Linked DNA regions of Homo sapiens: all the other regions are linked to region 2. Evidence: chromatin contacts called from ENCODE Hi-C or POLR2A ChIA-PET data. All regions are on one chromosome and are shown on one strand. The core of a region is the stretch at or near the end of the contact, and the rest is flanking DNA. Distances in the headings are between cores, read along the strand shown.

Region 1 (4,538 bases), core at 1,267-3,766, 390 kb before region 2:
CCATGTTGCCCAGGCTGGTCTCAAACTCCTGAAAAGCAACCTCTCGGTTTGGCCTCCCAAAGTGCTGGGACTACAGGCATGAGCCAGGGCACCTAGCCAGATCCCTTCTCTGAACACAAAACAAACAAACAAAAAAACACAAAGATTTTTTGGGCCGGGCGCGGTGACTCACGCCTATAATCCCAGCACTTTGGGAGGCCAAGGCGTGCGGATCACAAGGTCAGGAGATCGAGACCATCCTGGCTAACACGGTGAAACCCCGTCTCTACTAAAAATACAAAAAATTAGCTGGGCGTGGTGGTGGGCGCCTGTAGTCCAAGCTACTCGGGAGGCTGAGTCAGGAGAATGGAGTGAACCCGGGAGGCAGAGCTTGCAGTGAGCAGAGATCGTGCCACTGCACTCCAGCCTGGGCAACAGAGCGAGACTCAGTCTCAAAAAAAAAAAAAAATATATATATATATACATATATATATATATTTTGATATTTTGTGTGTGTGTGTGTGTGTGTGTATATATATATATATATATATATATATATATATATATATGCTTGCAGAAGGATAGGAAAAATAAATCATAATTAAATGTAAATAGGCCAGGGGTGGTGGCTTATGCTTGTAATCCCAGCACTTTGGGAGGCCAAGGCAGGTGGATCACCTGAAGTCAGGAGTTCGAGACCAGCCTGACAAACATGGTGAAAACCCCTGTCTACTACAAAAATTAGCCAGGCATGGTGGTGGGTGCCTGTAATCCCAGCTACTCGGGAGGCTGAGGCAGGAGAATCGCTTGAACCCAGGAGGCAGAGGTTGCAGTAAGCCGAGATGACTGCGTCACTGTACTCCAGCCTAGGGAACAGAGCAAGACTCCGTCCCAAAAAATAAATAAATAAATAGATAGATAAATAAATAAATGTAAATAAATAAAGCTGCTGGGGCTTTCTAGTGTAGTCTCCATATGGGATAACTGGAGCTTTGCATTTCAATCTGGGCACCTTAAGTATTCAGTCAGTTAAACCTGCTGGGAAAAACAGCATCTCACCAGACTACATTCCTACATAGTGGTATTATTTACCAACATCTTGACACTAAGCTCTGTCCTCACTCAGCCTTGTGCGAGGGAGAAATGGGCAGATTGCTACAGATATTGCAGCTTGTACTAACCAATTCCAATTCCGTGACATGATTAAACTGAGAAATGTCCTCAAATTCAGTACATTTAAACAAAACATAATTTAGTGCTGACACACTCCAAGTACAAGATTATAAAATGCTTTAAGAAAATGACTAAGAGAAATCTAAGAATTTGTTGAACCTTTTAGAATTCCCCCAAAATCCCAACTCTGTAAGAAATCAATACAGAGGGCTGTAACACAGAGCCAGAAGAATATCACACACTGGCCGACAGTTTCCATCCATGGAAAGCTAAGGAGGGCAGAAGGCCAGGGTGGCCTCATAGATGCGCACAGGCTTTGGTGGTAGTCAGGCCTAGGTGTGAGTCTCTGGAGGCCCACCTAATCAGTGGTGTGAGCGTGGGCAAGATACTTCTCTTTAAGCCTTGGTTTCCTCACTACAAAAGGCTGCTTTGAAAATACACACTTGGCCTCTTTGCCCTGAGGATTAATAAGATAATTTATCCGAAGTGCTTGGTGAAGGGTAGACCCTTATGCAGGTCAATGTTGGCGGTACTTCCAGAGCACCCACTACACAGGCATGTGGGTGCACTGATCTCATTTTGTCAAGTACTCTTGAAACCCTTTTGTGGGAAAGATATGGGCTGGTGTGGTGAAGTAACCTACACAGGTCAGAAAGCTTAGTTCACGAAGCGTAAGAGTGTGTAGGCAGATGGAATGAGACTACTTAAATTAAAATAAAAAAGTCCCTTTCAACCCACACACAAAAAGCTCCAGTGGAGCCATCTCCAGTCAGCCGGGCAGCCGGGTACTGGGCTGAGTGGCACAGAGGGGCTGTTAAGATGAACATCTGCAGAAAGGAGTGATGGGAAGCTCCAGAAGGGCACGCAGAGCCTCTCCAGGACCCCATCTGGTCTGCGGTGCCAGGAAAGAGGAGGCCTGGAGAACCAGGGTGTAGTTGTGCTTTGTAACTGTGAGCTACACCCATGGGAATGTCCTAATGGCTCCTCACTGTTCCCTGCTCTGATCATTCACATTCTGTGATTACACAGGCTGTCATTTCCACAGAGAGCCATGAAACTCAGAAAAGGGAGGCCCGGGAGAAGGCGAGTTTTATGGAGCTTTGAAAATGAAGCTCCAGTTCCTACGGCAGGCCACAAAGCTCAGGGCCAGAGACAGGCCTCCCACGAGCTAGGCTGGCACGCTCAAGCTCATCTCACTCCCCTGCTCCTGTTTTTAGCTGCTTTGTAAACTTATAGCTAAGTTGCTTAACAAAGTAGGTGAGGCCCCAGGAAACTGTATCTGGGTTCTGGTCTCTAAAAGCAAATAACCAAAATTAGAGGTTCCTGTTATCATCCGTGCATTGCAAGCAGCCCCATGACTCACAAAGAGACCCTGAGTTCACATGAACTTTATGGAGCTTGTGGCTTGGAGGTAACATAAATATCACTTTGCTCAGCTCAGCCTTCAGCATCTACCTGAGAATGAGGTAACCTGAAATCTGGTTAAATTAATTCTGGTCAAGAATAAAGAATGTGAAGCCTCCAAATAGGGTTACAGTTTCTCCAAATTACAGATTCAGTCAATAATCCTTTAACAGGTATTTGTTACCCAGCCCTATTAGGGGCTGGGAAACCTAGTTTACAAAGGTCATTTATTCTTATATTTTGTATTTATTATGCACCTTGTGTTAGACAATGTTTTTAATAATTTTTTTTTTTTTTGAGACAAAGTCTCGCTCTGTTGCCCAGGCGTGCAGTGGTGCAATCTCGGCTCACTGCAACCTCCACCTCCTGGGTTCAAGTGATTCTTCTGCCTCAGCCTCCCAAGTAGCTGGGGCTACAGGCACACACCACCACGCCCTGCTAATTTTTGTATTTTTAGTAGAGACAGGGTTTCACCATGTTGGCCAGGCTGGTCTCGAACTCCTGACCTCAGATGATCCGCCTACCTCGGCCTCTCAAAGTGCTAGGATTACAGGTGTGAGCCACTGCGCCTGGCCCTGTTTTTAATAATTTGTTAAAATCATAAAAGTAATATATTCACTAAAGAAAAATTTAGAAAGCATATAAATGAAAAGAACAAAAATAAAAATCATCCAGCAGTTCCACTATTCTTGAGTCATCCATTGTCAATTTTTTTTTTTTTAAATGGAGTCTTACTCAGTTGCCCAGGCTAGAGTGCAGTGGCATGATCTTGGCTCACCACAACCTCCACATCCCAGGTTCAAGCAATTCTCCTGCCTCAGCCTCCCGGTGTAATCCCACTGAGTAGGTGGGATTACAGGTGCGTGCCACCATGCCCAGCTAATTTTTGTATTTTTAGTAGAGAGGGGGTTTCACCACAATGGACAGGCTCGTCTCGAACTGCTGACCTTGTGATCCACCTGCCTCGGCCTCCCAAAGTGCTGGGATTACAGGCGTGAGCCACAGCGCCCGGCCCATTGTCAATGTTTTAATGTGTGCCCTTCCAGATTTCTTCCTCTACAAGGCTTGCTTGCACACTTAAGCATGCACATGCATGCAAATTGTTTTACAAAAATGAGATCACACTGAACATGCTACTTTGCACCCTGTTCCCTTTGGTTAATAAATATGAAGAACATTCAGTGTCAACCATTACAGACGTAACATCATCCTTTTCAGAGTCCCACGGTATCATTCTGTGTGCCATTGTACTGTACCAGTGTATTAAAATTTGTTTAACTTAATGATGAAAAATTGCTTTAAATTTTTCAGCCTTATCTTTTTTTTTTATTTTTTTGAGACAGGGTCTTGCTCTCTTGCCCAGGCTGGAAGGCAGTGGTGGGGCTCAATGCAGCCTCTACCTCCTGTGCTTAAGCAATCCTCCCACCTCAGACTCCTGAGTAGCTGGGACTACAAGCATGCATCACCAAACCTGGCTAACTTTAAAGAAATCTTTTTTTTGTGGAGACAGAGTCTCCCTATGTTGTCTAAGCTGGTCTCAAACTCCTGGGCTCAAGCGATCCTCTTGACTTGGCCTCCCAAAGTGCTGGGATTACAGGCGTGTGCCACCACACCCAGCAAGTTATTCGGCATTATTAACAACTCTTTTGTTCCCCCACTTCTCTATTTTCTTAGGATAAATTCCTAGAAGTTAGATGGCTGGGTCAAAGGACCACTATACATGCTTTGGAAAGGTTTCAAAAATCTATGCTCCTGCTAGTGTTTCCTCACAGCCATTTCTGTCAATCTGATAGTGGAAAAAACCAACATGGAATTGTTTTGTCTTGCATGACTGAGTACTAACTGAGGCTGAAAGTCTTTTTTTTTTCTAAAGTCCCAATTTTATTGAGCATTTGCATTTCTTCCTTTGTAAACCGCCTGCTCTTGACCTTCGTCCATTTTTGCTATCAGGCTATTTTGTCTTTTTTTTTTTTTCACTGATT
Region 2 (4,447 bases), core at 472-2,971:
AATGTGATGAAAAATAAGTTCAAGTTTAAATTTAAGCAATGTGATGAAAAATAAGTTCAAGTACCACAAGCTTCCTGAGAGTACAACGCATAACAACTCGTAAAATTCTATTATCAAAGTTGCGCCACTTGATCCAAAAGGAATTCACAAAGTTAAATGTGAAAGGTTGACAGAGAATGTCTACAGATGCTTGCTTGATTTTTATTAACAAAGTACACATTTGACATTGAACCTCTGAGTATAACACCTTCCCAGGGCTGTCAAGTTAGAAGTGAAAAAATCATCTGGCAGTCAGTCAGCTTTCTAGATAGCTCCTAACAGGGGAGTCAAGGTCAAACTGGAGTCTCCTTATCCTCCCATATTTGACAAGCAACTTATTGTGAGGCTCAAAATATTCGTACTGCATTCTGACAAACAGAAATAATTGCACCGTGGTTCATAAAGTTCTGTGAGGGCAGGCTGACATAAACAAGAACTGAGTGGTGGTAGGGCCCATGCTTCTGCCACAGCACTTCGGTGACACTCTTGAGAATCAGAACTTTCACCTACTTTCTACCAGCTTTATCATCTATCAAATGAGAAAAACCACCTCATTCCTACGATTACAGGAATCAAATAATATTATGAAGAATTAAAACAGGCCTCAAATCTTGTGCAAAGGTGAGAGACTATTATTATATTATTTACTACGTATGGGCCCAGAAGACCGCCCCCCTCCCCGACATTCCACGTTCCGCAGGGTCCTCAAAAGGTGGTACAGGGTCCTAGTTTCTTCTCCAGACTCCAGGCCTGGCAACCGTAGATGCTGTCATGCCTCTGTTGCTAAGAGATGGGAAGTGAGGCCTCAGGAACTGGGCCTAGAAGACTCAACAACGACCGCGCCCCCTAGTCACCTTGTCCTCACCTTGAGGAATGGAAACACACCCCACGGGAGCAGGCAATGCTGTCCTCAAAAAGAAGAAAGAGGTGCCTCCGCTCTTCACCCGGCCGCCGCTGCTTGGGCCCACGCTTCTTGCGAGGCAGGGACAGGGCCAGGAAAGCTGACTGTGCCGGGGACGCCTTGACCTAGGGCACCAGAGAAGCGGGCACGGGTGCCGGGCCCACAACCGGGACAGGTACACGAGAAGTTGGCCCCAGGTTGGGCCCGCCTCGCCCTGCCTCGCCCACAGCCGCCGGCACAGTAGGAGGCACCCCGCCCCCGTGAACCCAGAGGTCCCTGAGCTCGCTCACCTGCAGCCGAGTCACCAGTAGGCTGTAGGGCGCCATTTTGTGCACTGACAAAGATGAGGTCGCATTAAAGTGACGTCCCACACGGCGCCTTTAAAGCCTTTGGGCAGGGGCGTGCCCGGAAGAGTGGGGCGTCACGGTGAAGGCGAGGCCTCCCTAGAGGCGCCAGAACCCTGTGAACGCAATGGGCGGAGCTCACGTGCAACGAACAGACACGCAAGAGGAAATCGGACTGCCCAAAGACACTTGCAGAAATAGATACCAAGCACAAAGATGTTTTACCCAAGAACAAATTTTAGTTATCTCCGCCATCCAAATCTGGGAGAGTTTTTAAGAGTTTCATGCACCTGCCAGGACCTGGCCGCCCAGCAGCGACAAAAACTCGCGCGAGAGCAAGACGGGCCTGGTGCAAGGATTGTAAACTGACGGAAGCTTAGAGAACCAATCACAGCGACGTGGAGGCAGGAACAATGGGGGTTAAAGGTCGGACGGAAGTTCCCGAAGCTTCCGGTGGCCGGCTTAGTTAGGAGCTATGGCTAAACATCATCCTGATTTGATCTTTTGCCGCAAGCAGGCTGGTGTTGGTGAGACTGCGCCCTACCCCTGGCTGTCTGGGCAGGGGTGGTATTAGGAGCTGGGGGGTCGGGGGTTCCCGTCTCTTCCTTAGGGGCTTGCCTCGCAGGCGCCACGTTTCCCGCCTCTCAGGCGCGGGGTGTTGTAGGAGCGCGCAGGTTTGTGGCCTCTGATGAGAAGAGGGCGGGGGTGCGCGTGCTGGGAGCCCCAGGCAGGTATCGGGGGGTGGGGTCTGAACCAGGTCCAGAGAAACTCTGAGCTTGCCCAGGGCGTTGGAGGAGATTCAGGAGGGTGCTTGGATGTAGGTTTGGTTCATATGGAAATTTGTAATGATAAAATGGCTATCCGCAGGTCTCACTCACTGCAGTCCTTACTCATGTCCCTACCCCCAGCTCGAGGATGTACTTCTCCTCTTTCTCAAAACCTTTATTCTAATTGTACTTTTTACCATCTTTCATCTTGCAGCCATCGGAAGACTGTGTGAAAAATGTGAGTGGAACACACCGTCCCAACAACCCACCCTTCCCACTCCCAGTTTTCTGTGGAACCAGCAAAAGTGCCACAAAGAGGGCTTTGAGTAGATGTGCCTGGAAGTATGTGAACACTGAATGCTGCACTTTAGCCAAAGGCCCCTCTAACTCCCCACTGCCGCTTGCACATTTAACGCTGTATCTCTCTAGTTTTCAACGGGAAGAATCGCCAGAGTAGCATGACCCCTCCCCAACACACAGCACTTTGCCAGCAATTATACAGGCTTATCATCTCCGAGGTGCTTTTCTAAGCTCTTCACATATGTTAATTGGTAAACTTTTGTATGTGTTGAGGGGCTTGAGATGGACACTGGGGAAACCAAGTTTTGTGATGCCAAGAGGAGGGCCCTAAAGTCACTGTCAAAAGGAGACTAGTGTATTTCCCAGGAGACTAGTATATTTCCCCATGGCAGGAGATAGCAGAGGACTGAAGAACTTGTGAGCATGACTCCATTCTCTTCCTTACAGGTGATGGCAAGTGTGTGATTTGTGACTCCTATGTGCGTCCCTGCACTCTGGTGCGCATATGTGATGAGTGTAACTATGGATCTTACCAGGGGCGCTGTGTGATCTGTGGAGGACCTGGGGTCTCTGATGCCTATTATTGTAAGGAGTGCACCATCCAGGAGAAGGACGTAAGTGTACAGCTTTCCATCTGACCTTTCCTCCTTTTGTTTAGTAACACTTTGCCATCCACTGCAATCTCCTATGGTCTATGGAGATTACTGTGTTCATCTAGTCATCTAGGTTATAATTTCTTCAAGTTCTGTGAGTCAAACTGGGTGTAGTCCAATAAAAGGCAGTTATTTTGCATCAAGGGGAAGAATGCAAGGGAAGCAAATCTTTGTCAAGACCAGCAATTTGGAGAGCCCTCTCATTCATGTCTCTGTGGTTATTCTTATTCAGAAATGACATCCGGCTGGGCGTGGTGGCCCACACCTGTAATCTCAGCACTTTGGGAGTCCAAGTTAGGAGGATCACTTTAGTCCAGGAGTTAAAGACCAGCCTGGGCCACAGAGCAAGATCCCATCTCAAAAAAAAAAAAAGTGTTTTGTTTTTTGTTTTTTGCTTCTTGTTTTTTGTTTTTTTGAGATGGGGTCTCTTGCTCTGTGGCCCAGGCTGGGGTGCAGTGGCATGATCATGTGCAAGGCTCACTGCAGCCTTGACCCCCTGGGCTCAAACGATCCTCCCATCTCATCCTCCCAAGTAGCTGGGACTACAGGCATGCGCCACCATACCTGGCTAAATTTTTTTTGTAGAGACAGGGTCTTGTTTTGTTACCTAGGTTGGTCTCGAACTCCTGGGCTCAAGTGATCCTCCTGCCTTAGCCTCACCAAGTGCTGGGATTACAGGCATGAACCATCACGCCTGGCCAAAAAAACATATTTTTCATTAGTCAGGTGTGCTGGTGTGTACCTGTGGTCGCAGCTACTTGGGAAACTGAGGCGGATGGATCACTTGGGACCAAGAGGTCAAGGCTGCAGTGAGCCATTTTCACGCCACTGCACTCCAGCCTGGGTGACAGAGACCCTGTCTGTTTATAAGTCCTGTACAGCCCATGTTGTGTCATAGCCACTTAAATCTATCATTAAGCACTATTTGGGTGTATATCGTGACAAAGTTGAATTTGGGACAATTCAAGTTGACTTCAGCTTTAAGCAGGTAACAGATGCCTTTGGTTTAATATTGCAGAAATGATTGTGGACCTGCATCGTGATTTTTTTTGTCCCTTGACACTGTGTAGTGGCAGTGGCTACTTTCTATTCAACTCTGAGCCAAATGCCAGGAGAGAGAGCTTATAGACTAGTGCTACAGGCAAGATTTACCCCATTTTTTTCGGTTAGTATTGGCAGCAGGGTTCTTTGTGGGAGAAAACTATGAATCAGCTTGTTTTCTTCAAAAAACAAAAGGAAGTATGATACAGTCTCACTAGGTTAATGATGGTACCTAGTTATCTAATTTAATTCTAATTCAGAATAAGGCAAAAGATGCGTAATTCTTCATATTCCCATGAGCGAAGAATAGGTCTTTTATAGATGTTATCACACCTTGTTCCTCACAATAAGTTTGTGAAATAGGGATTATTATTATGATGCCCATTTTGTAGTTCCTCTGAC
Region 3 (4,355 bases), core at 1,450-3,949, 450 kb after region 2:
TCAAGACCAGCCTGGCCAACATGGTGAAATCCTGTCTTTACTAAAAAATACAAAAATTAGCCCAGCGTGATGGCAGGCACCTGTAGTCCCAGCTACTCGGGAGGCTGAGGCAGGAGAACTGCTTAAATCCGGGAGGTGAAGGTTGCAGTGAGCTGAGATCGTGCCACTGCATTCCAGCCAGGGCGACAGAGCAAGACTCCATCTCAAAAAAAGAAATAAAAATAATTAAATAAATTTTCTGTACCAAAAGGTGGTTTTCTTTTGGGTTTTGTTTTCTAAATGTATCTTGACCTCATGCCCTTCACATCAAAATTTCTTCAAAGATTAATCTATGACTCCCTCACCCATTCTCTGTGGTTTGGCTTTCAGCTCTGTCAATCCTTTGACACTGCCCTTGCCAAGGTCACCAAGGGAGTCCATGTTACTAAATCCAGTGGTCACTCTTTTGTCCTTCTACCTGACCTCTTGCTGGCATTTCACACTGTGGATCTCTCTTTCTTTCTTTATTTTTATTTTTGAGACGGAGTTTCGCTCTTGTTGCCCAGGCTGGAGTGCAATGGCGCCATCTCAGCTCACCGCAACCTCTGCCTCCTGGGTTCAAGCGATTCTCCTGCCTTAGCCTCCCAAGTAGCTGGGATTACAGGCATGCACCACCACGCCCAGCTAATTTTGTATTTTTAGTAGAGACGAGGTTTCTCCACGTTGGTCAGGCTGGTCTCGAACTCCTGACCTCAGGTGATCCACCTACCTCAGCCTCCCAAAGTGCTGGGATTACAGGCATGAGCCACTGCACCCGGCCAGGTCTCTCTTTTTTGGGACACATTCTTCCTTGGCTTCTGGGAGACCACAGCCCCCCGGTTTCTCTCTAGTCTCATTAGTCACTATCTCTACCAACTCCAGTCCCATGATTTTGAACACACTCCTCACTCCTCTTCACTCCTGGATTTTTATCTCCAGCCCTGCTCTCTTCTCTGAGAACTTACTTTGTCACTTGCTTTGTGTGACTTCTCCACTTTGATATTAAAAAGGCAGCTCAGGGCCAGGCGCAGTGGCTCACACCTGTAATCCCAGCACTTTGGGAGGCTGAGGCGGGTGGATCATCTGAGGTCGGGAGTTCAAGACCAGCCTGGCCAACATGGTGAAACCCCATCTCTACTAAAAACACAAAAATCAGCCGGGTGTGGTGGCACGACCCTGTAATCCCAGCTACTTGGGAGGCTGAGGTTGCAGTGGGCCGAGATCGTGCCACTGCACTCAAGCCTGGGTGACAGAGCAAGACTCCGTCTCAAAAAATAAATAAATAGGCCGGGCACGGTGGCTCACGCCTGTAATCCCAGCACTTTGGGAGGCGGAGGCGGATGGATCACGAGGTCAGGAGTTCAAGACCAGCGTGGCCAACATGGTGAAACCCCATCTCTATTAAAAATACAAAAATTAAGCTGGGTGCAGTGGCTCACGCCTGTAATCCCGGCACTTTGGGAGGCCGAGGCGGGTAGATCACAATGTCAGAAGTTCAAGACCAGCCTGGCCAAGATGGTGAAACCCTGTCTCTACTAAAAAACAAATTAGCCAGGCATGGTGGCACATGCCTGTAGTTCCAGCTACTCAAGAGGCTGAGATGGGAGGATCACTTGAGCCCTGAAGGTGGAGGCTGCAATAAGTCTGGAAGACTGATAGAGACCCTGTATCAAAAATAAAATAAAAGGCAGCTCAGATGTAACATGGCCAAACCCTATTTTGATCTCTCCATTCTCTCATATCTGCTCCTTGCCCATTACAGTTAAGAACCCCTTCAACCAAGCCAGCGTCTCATCCTTGAAGCTCTCTTTTCCTCAAGTCCCCACTACAATCCATCAGCCAATCTGGTCACTTCCACCTCCAATTAGTTCCCTGAATCAGCCTCTTCTCATCAGCGCCACTGCCTCCACCCAGCTCAAGGTCTTACGTGGGCCACCTGATGTCCCAGAAAGCATGGGCACGGCTTACAGATATCACTTAAGTCTTTTCACTCCTTTAACCGCTTTTTAATTCTCTTTATCATCACCTAGGAACATTTTTATCTCCACTCTAACATTTTTATCTACCCGACTTTTAAAAGTTTTCTAAACAAACAATGGGCCTTTCATCCATTGTTTCAGGGGGCATATGCTGAAATATGACACGATGTCAGGGATTTGTTTCACAATAATAGGGAGGAACAGTGGGTAGGGGCTGGGGAAAGAAAAAAAAAACAGGATCAGGAGTTGCTCGTTCTGTGTGGGGGGATGCTCGCCAGGAGCTCACTTTACCATCCTGACTTTTGTTTATGTTCAAAATTCTCCATAATGAAAACCCGAGATTACCAACTCCTACGTAACTGACTTTACGGACAAGAACTCTTTTATCGGGTGCTTGAGGTCAGACCGAGTTACTGCGGTCTGCCAGCAGTGACAATTTAGTGAGGGCTTACTGCTATTAACAACTGTTAAGTGCGGCGCTGATAGGTAACAATGCTTGCGCTCCCAGCGGGGCAGGCACCGAGTGCTTCTTCGGAGGCGCTCCCGACCGCAGCCCAGGCACCCAGACCCCCGCCTGCTCCAGGCCGGCGCCCCGGGCACCTCGGCGGAAGCCGGGAGCGAGCGCAGCTCGGGAAGCCAGAGCTCCACCCTCCCCGAGGCCTTGCACGTGCAGCCCGGAGACTCCGCTGCGCGTCCCTCCCTGCCCCCACCGCGGGCACGTGACCTGCAGCCCTGGGGCCCGGGAGGACTGCGGCCGCGGAACGTCGTAGAGGATCAGGGAAGGTTCAGGGTCGACCTCCAGACTCAGTCCTTGGGTTGGGTGGCAGGGTGGGGGCACTAGGGTGGGGAGATCTCGAGTTTAGGCCATAAAAAAGATCAGAAAGAGAAGAGCCCGAGAGAGAGGTGGCCCACCTTGGCCCCGGAGCTTGGGAGGGCGGGTCCCGGCTGGGGTTCGTGGGATCTGGACCCACTCGCCCCCCGGGACGCGAGCGCGGCGGGGACCGGGCGCGCGAGGCTGCGCCGAGAGAGGGCGCCGGCCCAGGTGCGGCCTCTGGGTGTGGCCGAAGCCAGCCCAGGCGGCCCGGATTGTCGTCCTCTGCGGAAGCGGCCCGGGCGCGGGAGCCGCGGGCGTAGCCAGCTCCGGAGCCCCGCGCCTCCGCCGCCCCGCGCGCCCTTCCTTTGTGTCTCCCAAGCAGGGGTGAACGCAGACCACTTGGATTTGATTTTTCCGTGCGAGTTCCCTTTTTTCCAAGTTCGGGGCCCCTCCTTCCCCCAGCGGCGCGCGCCCCCGGGGTGTCCGCCCCCTCCCCCTCCGGCCCAGCCCTGGGCGGGGCAGACGCCCTTGGAGTCGGGAGAAAAGACTATCTGATTTCAAAACCGACGCGACCCGAGCTGGGCTGCGGAAATGGCGCCCATGTCCCGGCTCCGGCCAGGTCGTGATCAGGAGACAGGTGTGGCCCTGGGACCCGTTTGGAGAGCAGAGGGGACATAAGTGGGTGCTGGGGGCGGGGGAGCTTGTGGCCCTGCGGCCCCCGCCCAGCCCCCGCCGAGCCCCCGCCGCAGCATTTCGGAGCTGGGCGCGGCAAAGGAGGGCCGGGACGCAGGCAGAGCGGGGGTTGAGCGGGGCCTGCGGCAGGGAAACCGGGAGAAGCAGGAGGCCGGGCGGGGCGGGGCAGGACGGTTGAGTCCTTCATTGCTTCTATCACAGACTGAGGAGCCTCTCCCCACCGCAATCCCTTTATACTGGGTAGGGGTTCGAAGGCACAGGGACAGAGTATACAGGACACTGCTTGAGGCAGCGCGTCCACCCACCATCTGTGCGACCTCATCAAGTCACCTCTCTGAGCCTCAGTTTCCCGGTATAATGGAAACGGCAATTTTAAATGACACGTAAGTGCCTGGCACTCATTGAGCTCATCAAATGAAGAGCCCCGTCTCTGGGCCCCCTTGCCCCTGAGGGAAATGCACACACAAACCTAGAAAATGTGCTGTAATGCACAATGTGGGACAGACCCAGTCACTCTCCTTTCATTCTTCTTCCATCGAATATTCTGAGGCTTCGGCGCCAGCCCTTTGCCGGCGGATGCTGCCGAGATGAAGACAGCATGCTCGGCCTGGTGAAGCCAATAAAAGAGCAGGCTCCCCTCCTGGGGCCAGGTGTCACCACAGAAGCAGGCCCTGGAAGATGCCAGGAGCCAGCCAGCCCAGGGCCCTGTCCTACCCCCGGCCCTTCCGCGGGCGAGAGCCCAGGATCTCCAGGTCCTGCCCTGCACTTGGAGATTTGCTCCCTAACAGGTTTTTGGTTTTGTTTTTTTGAATAGAGGCGGGGTTTTGCCGTGTTGCCCAGGCTGGTCTCAA

The links. A loop is a pair of places that touch in the nucleus more often than their neighbours do. ChIA-PET counts read pairs that join two places held with the same protein, here RNA polymerase II (POLR2A). Pooled maps may share reads with other maps.
Region 1: a pooled map shows a loop between it and region 2 (4-fold over the local background). The contact joins the enhancer-like site here to the promoter of PHF5A in region 2. A Hi-C loop is called at or near these places in 2 of 50 pooled maps. POLR2A ChIA-PET finds 5 or more read pairs at or near these places in 3 of 52 experiments (H1, Panc1 and activated naive CD4-positive, alpha-beta T cell).
Region 3: a pooled map shows a loop between it and region 2 (8-fold over the local background). The contact joins the enhancer-like site here to the promoter of PHF5A in region 2. A Hi-C loop is called at or near these places in 4 of 50 pooled maps. POLR2A ChIA-PET finds 5 or more read pairs at or near these places in 4 of 52 experiments (A549, H1, activated B cell and 1 more).

What each region holds. Positions count from the first base shown.
Region 1 is chr22:41,860,234-41,864,771 of GRCh38, reverse strand. All of the region lies in intron 1 of SREBF2 (sterol regulatory element binding transcription factor 2), which reads right to left. Among named protein-coding and RNA genes, the nearest start is that of SREBF2-AS1, 28 kb to the right of the region's middle. RefSeq lists an enhancer at 1,621-2,121. Within about 2 kb of position 2,516, at least 11 of the 41 ENCODE cell types and tissues checked have a DNase peak (open chromatin) inside an H3K27ac peak, as active enhancers do.
Region 2 is chr22:41,465,966-41,470,412 of GRCh38, reverse strand. It overlaps PHF5A (PHD finger protein 5A), which reads left to right and starts at 1,721. Exons shown (of 4, transcript NM_032758.4): 1 at 1,721-1,811; 2 at 2,266-2,289; 3 at 2,799-2,965. The coding sequence starts at 1,760. ACO2 (aconitase 2) reads right to left here and starts at 1,296. Exons shown (of 18, transcript NM_001098.3): 1 at 1,231-1,296. The coding sequence starts at 1,266. RefSeq lists enhancers at 629-1,190, 1,191-1,752, 1,322-1,991.
Region 3 is chr22:41,021,000-41,025,354 of GRCh38, reverse strand. No RefSeq gene overlaps it. Among named protein-coding and RNA genes, the nearest start is that of SNORD140, 51 kb to the left of the region's middle. RefSeq lists enhancers at 2,406-2,982, 4,137-4,355 and a silencer at 2,412-3,641. Within about 2 kb of position 2,699, at least 39 of the 41 ENCODE cell types and tissues checked have a DNase peak (open chromatin) inside an H3K27ac peak, as active enhancers do.